2 separate regions of the Homo sapiens genome follow, and region 2 is linked to region 1. Evidence: read pairs that join two places in POLR2A ChIA-PET (ENCODE). Cell type or tissue: MCF 10A. All regions are shown on one strand. Links, peaks and the distances in the headings refer to the core of each region. The heading gives the core; the rest is flanking DNA.

Region 1 (2,919 bases), core at 242-2,741:
TCACTCTGTCCCCCAGGCTGGAGTGCAGTTATAGCTCACTGCAGCCTCAAATTTCTGGGTTCAAGTGAGCCTCCCACCTTAGCCTCTCAAAATGCTGGGATAACAGGAGTGAGTCACTATGCTCAGCTAATTTTAAAAACATTTTTTGACCTGGCGTGGTGGCTCGTGCCTGTAATCCGAGCACTTTGGGAGGCCGAGGCGGGCAGATTACTTAAGGTCAGGAGTTCGAGACCAGTCTGGTCGACATGGTGAAACCCCATCACTACTAAAAATACAAAAATTAGCCAGGCATGGTGGTGTGACCCTGTAATCCCAGCTACTTGGGGTACTGAGACACAAGAATTGATTGAACCTGGAAGGTGAAGGTTGCAGTGAGCCAAGATCACGCCATTGCATTCCAGCCTGAATGATGAGACTCTGTCTCAAAAAAAAAAAAAAAAAAAAAAAAAAAAAAACAATTTCTGCAGAGACAGAGTCTCACTATGTTGCTGAGGCTGGCCTTGAACACCTGGGTTGAAGTGATTCTCCTGTTTTAGCCTCCAAAATTGCTGGGATTATAGGCCTGAGCCACTGTGCCCAGCCCAGTGTAACTTTTTATAGTTATAGTTCCTTCCTGAAAATGTTGGTTTCCAGCTCCATGACATAATAGGCATAGTGAGTTTACAGTTTGTAACTAGTAGTTGCACTATCAGGAGTAGCTGTGAGTCTGTCCCTACTGTCTGCTGATACTGATTCTCATTATTTGGTCTTGTTTCCTCAAGCAGTAAATTGGATCTGATTTTGTGTTGGTCATTACAGTTTTTTTTTGTTTGTTTGTTTGTTTTTTTTTGAGACAGAGCTTTGCTCTGTAGCCCAGGCTGGAGTGTAGTGGCGTGATCTCGGCTCACTGAAACCTCCATCTCCCGGGTCCCAGCTCAAGCGATTCTCCTGCCTCAGCCTCCTGAGTAGCTGGGATTACAGGCACGTACCACCATGCCCAGCGAATTTTTGTATTTTAGTAGAAACAGGGTTTTACAATGTTGGCCAGGCTGGTCTCCAACTCCTGGCCTCAAGTGATCCACCCACCTCAGCCTCGCAAAGTGCTGGGATTACAGGCATGAGCCACCACACCTGGCTAATTCTCTATTTAATCCTATCTAGACAGCGAGTTACTTGAGGGCAAGTAACTCTTTGTATCCGTGGTGTCTATCATGGTGCCTTGCACCTAGGAGACATCCAATAACTGCTATGTGAATGAAGGAATGGTTAAGAAAGGATTTATTCTGATTTCTTAAATTTTGACATTTCCTCCAAAAAGGTGATCTTATCTTTGGGAGCAAGAGTTCAATCTGTTTTTCAAGGACTGAATCTTAAGGATTGAACCTACAGAGCCTGCTCAGGCTTGCCGTAGATGCTTTTCTTCTGCTTTCTCATAGAGCTAATCTCTGCTTCACAGAGAGCTTTTCTTTCCAGGTATTCATGTTTCAACAAGTCAGGAAGCAAATGATTTGACGTTAATTTGGTGTCAAAAAGAAGTCAGCCCAGGATCCCAAAAATAGGTTTTAAAAAATCAATGCATGGAGATCAATTTACTTTAAAATACTGTAACTTTCTTTAAGATACTTTGGCAAGGATAATGTGATGTATGTAGGCATGCCTGCATATGTGTGTGTGTGTATGTTCATTTAAGATACACTTCAGGGAAGTCAATGTCTTTAATCAGGAACTTGCTCTTCAAGAGTGGTCAGCTAACATTTCACCTTAAGGCTGCACAGCAGAGTCAGCTACCACAAAGGCTTCACTGTACATACGTTGATCAATAGGAGTGGGGTTTTAGCAGCAAAATGAATGTCATAAATCGGTTTCATTTGTAAAATTAGTGGCTTGCTAAACAGTATGATGAATGTCAGAAATGGGCTCCTTTCCTACAAAGAAAACACCAAGCCCAGTTAGTTTCACAGGCAAGTCAACTTTTTTGAAAAATGTCATTCTAATTTTATAGATTTTCCTAGAGAGTAGAGAAAAAAAGATTACTTCCCAACTCATTTCATGAGGCCCATATAAATTCCATTAAAATAATTAGTATCCTTTAAAATCAGGAAGAAGACCAAGATCACCATGTCTATTCCATATATTTCGGCCAATACAAGGAAAACAAATTCAAGTCAAAGGCCTGAAAGGGAGGAAATAAAACTGTAATTATTTTGTGATTGTATGAATCCTCTCCTAGAAGACTGAATATATAAAGGAGAGAGTTTAGCAAGATGATAAACAGAAGATCCACATATAATATGCGACAATGCATTCTATTCACCAGCAACAGTATTACTTCTTTACTATTTATTTCATTTATTTTACACTGGCATTTCCTCTCTTTAATGTTGTTTTTTGTTTTTTTGTTTTTTTGCTGATGTGATCACATCCTCCTTTATTTTACCTTTCCTACTTGTTATTTTGGTGAGTGGCCAGCAAGTTGCTTTCCAGCTGGAAAGATGGATGGTGAGGGACCACTTAGTGATGCTGAGGAACTGACCCTGACTCCCGCTCTCACTCCAAAGATGTGGCCTTCCTGGCTCTAAAATTGACTCAAGAAATGCAGACCCCCAAAATTAGATTTTAAATGTTCTCACCACAAAGATCTGGGCATGGTGGCTCATGCCTGTAATCCCAGCACTTTGGGAGGCCAAGGCAGGCAGATCACTTGAGGTCAGGAGTTCAAGACCAGCCTGGGTAATATAATGAAACCCTGTCTCTACTAAAAATACAAAAATTAGCCGGGTGTGGTGGCACATGCCTGTAATCCCAGCTACTCGGGAAGCTGAGGTGGAAGGATCGCTTGAACCTGGGAGGCAGAGGTTGCAGTGAGTCTACATAGCGCCACTGCACTCCAGCCTGGGCGGAGAGCGAGATCTGTCTCAGAAAAAAAAACGTTCTCACCAC
Region 2 (2,919 bases), core at 304-2,803, 220 kb before region 1:
AGGAGGTGCACATCCTATTAACTGGCCCTCACAGAGTGCCCAGAACACTCAGCAGCCTGACGGACTCCGTGACTTTTTAATTCAACCTCATTAATTGAGCTAATGAGAGGTTACTTCCAAAAAGACTTTGGTATGCTGGTGGGACTATACAATTACAGCCTTTCTTCTGTTTGTTTCTTTGTCTGTTTGTTTGTTTTTTGAGATGGAGTCTTGCTCTGTCACCCAGACTGGAGAGCAGTGGCATAATCTGGGCTCACTGCAGCCTCCGCCTCCTGGGTTCATGCGATTCTCCTGCCTCAGCCTCCTGAGTAGCTGGGATTACAGGCACGCGCCACCACCCTGGGCTAATATTTTTGTATTTTTAGTACAGACGGTAAAATACAAAAATATTGTCTGGACATGGTGGCGCACCCTTGTAATCCCAGCTACTTGGGAGGCTGTGGTGGCAGTGGGCCAAGATTGTGACACTGCACCCCAGCCTGGGTAACAGTGAGACTCTGTCTCAAAAAAAAAAGAGATTTTTAAAGGGATGAAAATATAAATGTTAAGCAATGAGATTCTAATCTTTCTATAAGAAGCATGAGTTTGTTTTCAAAAACATATGTGCAATTTTTTCTTCTTTGAAACTATTTTTCAACATCTCCTTACGTTGTCAGTCCTCACTTAACTAGACTTCAGTGCTCTAAGGATATTCTACTGTCCAAGTTCTCCATACATGAGCCTGTGAACTCCAAAAATCTGAGACAGATCTCGGTCAATTTAGGAAGTTTATTTTGTCAAAGTTAAGGATGCACACCTGTGACACAGCCTCGGGAGGTCCTGATGACAAGTGCCCAAGGTGGTCAGAGCACAACTTGGTTTTATACATTTTAGGGAGACATGAGACATCAATCAATATATGTAAGATGAACATTGGTTCCATCTGGAAAGGCGGGATAACTCGAAGCAAAGGCGGGACAACTCGAAGCAAAGGCGGGACAACTCGAAGCAAAGGCGGGACAACTGGAAGTTGGGAAGGGGCTTCCAGGTCACAGGTAGATAAAAGATAAGAGACAAATGGTTGCATTCTTTTGAGTTTCTGATTAGCTTCTCCAAAGGAGGCAATCAGATACACATTTATCTCTGTGAGCAGAGGGGTGACTTTGAATAGAATGGGCGGCAGGTTTGCCCTGAGCAGTTCCCAGCTTGCCTTTTCCCTGCTTAGTGATTTTGGGGCCCCCAAGATTTATTTTCCTTTCACAAGCCCTATTACTCAACACTCTGAGGGTGTCACAGCAGAGTGAAAAAGAGAAGGGAAAACTTACTTGGCTCTGGCCCACTTTTCTTCTCTGCACTCTGGATGGTGGAGCCAGGCAAATGGCTTGGTCCTTGGCTGCCAGCCCTGGCTGAAGCCCTGCACACATGCCACTCCCTGCTGAGCGCACTCAGGGTGCGGCTCCACCCCAGGCATGGTGACAGAGCTCTGAAGGGAGGTGAATATCCAGTTCCCAGCGCCGAACTCCAGTTCACGTCACCCTCGGTGCCCAAACTTTACCGCTCAGCCCACCTAAGATACACTGCTCATTACCCGCCCTCTCAAGGCTCGGATCAATAAACTCCCTTGACTTCTGCCTCCTGCCAAAACTGAATGAATTCCATTACCCCACCGTCTCTCAATCTCAAGCTGGTGTCACTGTCAGCAAACCTTCACCCTCCACATAAACAAGGTGGCCCCTTCTGCCCCAAGTCATGCTTTGCAGCTGTCTGCACAGGGCTGATGGCACAGCCAACCCCCAGGGCTTCTAGGATGCTGGCAGACCTCCACGGATACTGAGCACCACCGGTACGGCGACCACCAGGGCTAGGTCTGCCTACCAACACCCTGACCGAATCAGTCACAAGCTTATCTGCCCACCCCTATAGCCACATTCTCACTTAAAATACTGCCTCCAAATGGCTTAACGGAATGCCTCTGAAAACTGAACACCAAATCGACACTGCCAAAAAACACAGTCAGCCCTGAATTCAGCCCACCTCCTCCCATTTATCCTCTCCAGGTGAAAATCATTACTGTAATTTTTTTTTTCTTTGTCTAAAACCATACCTCCCGGCACTTTGGGAGGCTGAGGCAGGTGGATCACTTGAGTCCAGGAGTCCGACACCAGCTTGGGCAACACGGCAAAAACCTGTCTCCATAAAAAATACAAAAATTAGCCTGGCACATAGTGGCACGTTCCTGTAGTCACAGCTACTCAGGAGGCTGAAGTGGGAGGATCACTTGAGCCCAGGAGGTCAAGGCTTCAGTGACCGTGATCATGCCACTGCACACCAGCCTGGGCAACAGAGGGAGAGAGAGACCATGTCTTTAAAAAAACAAACAAACAAACAAACGAACAAAAAAACAAAACAAAAAAAAAAACAAGAAAACCATACCTAGTGTTCTTCAGTTATACACTTTTCTCAAATTCATACACACACACACACAATTATAACCATTTCATACTTACAAGGGGTCCTTTCCTAAGTGACATTAATTCAGAATGTGGGGTTCCCCTTCTCTAGTACACCCTTACCATCAAACCAGCTCCATCTGGTTAAAATACAGCCCCAATTTCCCTGCTCAAAAATTTTCACTGGCTCCCAATGACTTCCTCAGTATTAGCGGATGGCCCTTCATCCAAGACCCTCCGGGACAGTCATTTCCTAGCCTTATCTTCTGCCTGCAGACCACATCACCCAGCCAAATGTTTCCTGCTCCTTAGACACAAGTCACCCTTCATGCTGTTTCAGTCACCATGCCCACACATCTGTCCTTCTATGAAGATCTAGTCAATGCCATCTCCTCCCAAAAGTCTTTCCTGGTTATGGCCAATCCATGATCATCTCACACCTTTGAACTGCAAAAGCACTTCTTACTGCTGATTAAAACTATCACTTTTT

The links. Peaks named below come from ENCODE experiments on the same cell type or tissue, not always from the same donor. Only the 100,000 strongest peaks of a DNase experiment are listed, where the experiment ranks them.
Region 2: POLR2A ChIA-PET joins it to region 1 with 5 read pairs; 2 of 35 experiments call an interaction of 5 or more read pairs at or near these places.

Annotation. Positions count from the first base shown.
Region 1 is chr10:34,987,481-34,990,399 of GRCh38, forward strand. No RefSeq gene overlaps it. Among named protein-coding and RNA genes, the nearest start is that of LINC02635, 16 kb to the left of the region's middle. In MCF 10A, for the core only: no CTCF peak of the experiment used is centred there; no DNase peak of the experiment used is centred there.
Region 2 is chr10:34,767,418-34,770,336 of GRCh38, forward strand. The region is part of intron 1 of PARD3 (par-3 family cell polarity regulator); the gene reads right to left. Among named protein-coding and RNA genes, the nearest start is that of PARD3, 46 kb to the right of the region's middle. In MCF 10A, for the core only: no CTCF peak of the experiment used is centred there; a DNase peak (open chromatin) is centred at 1,314.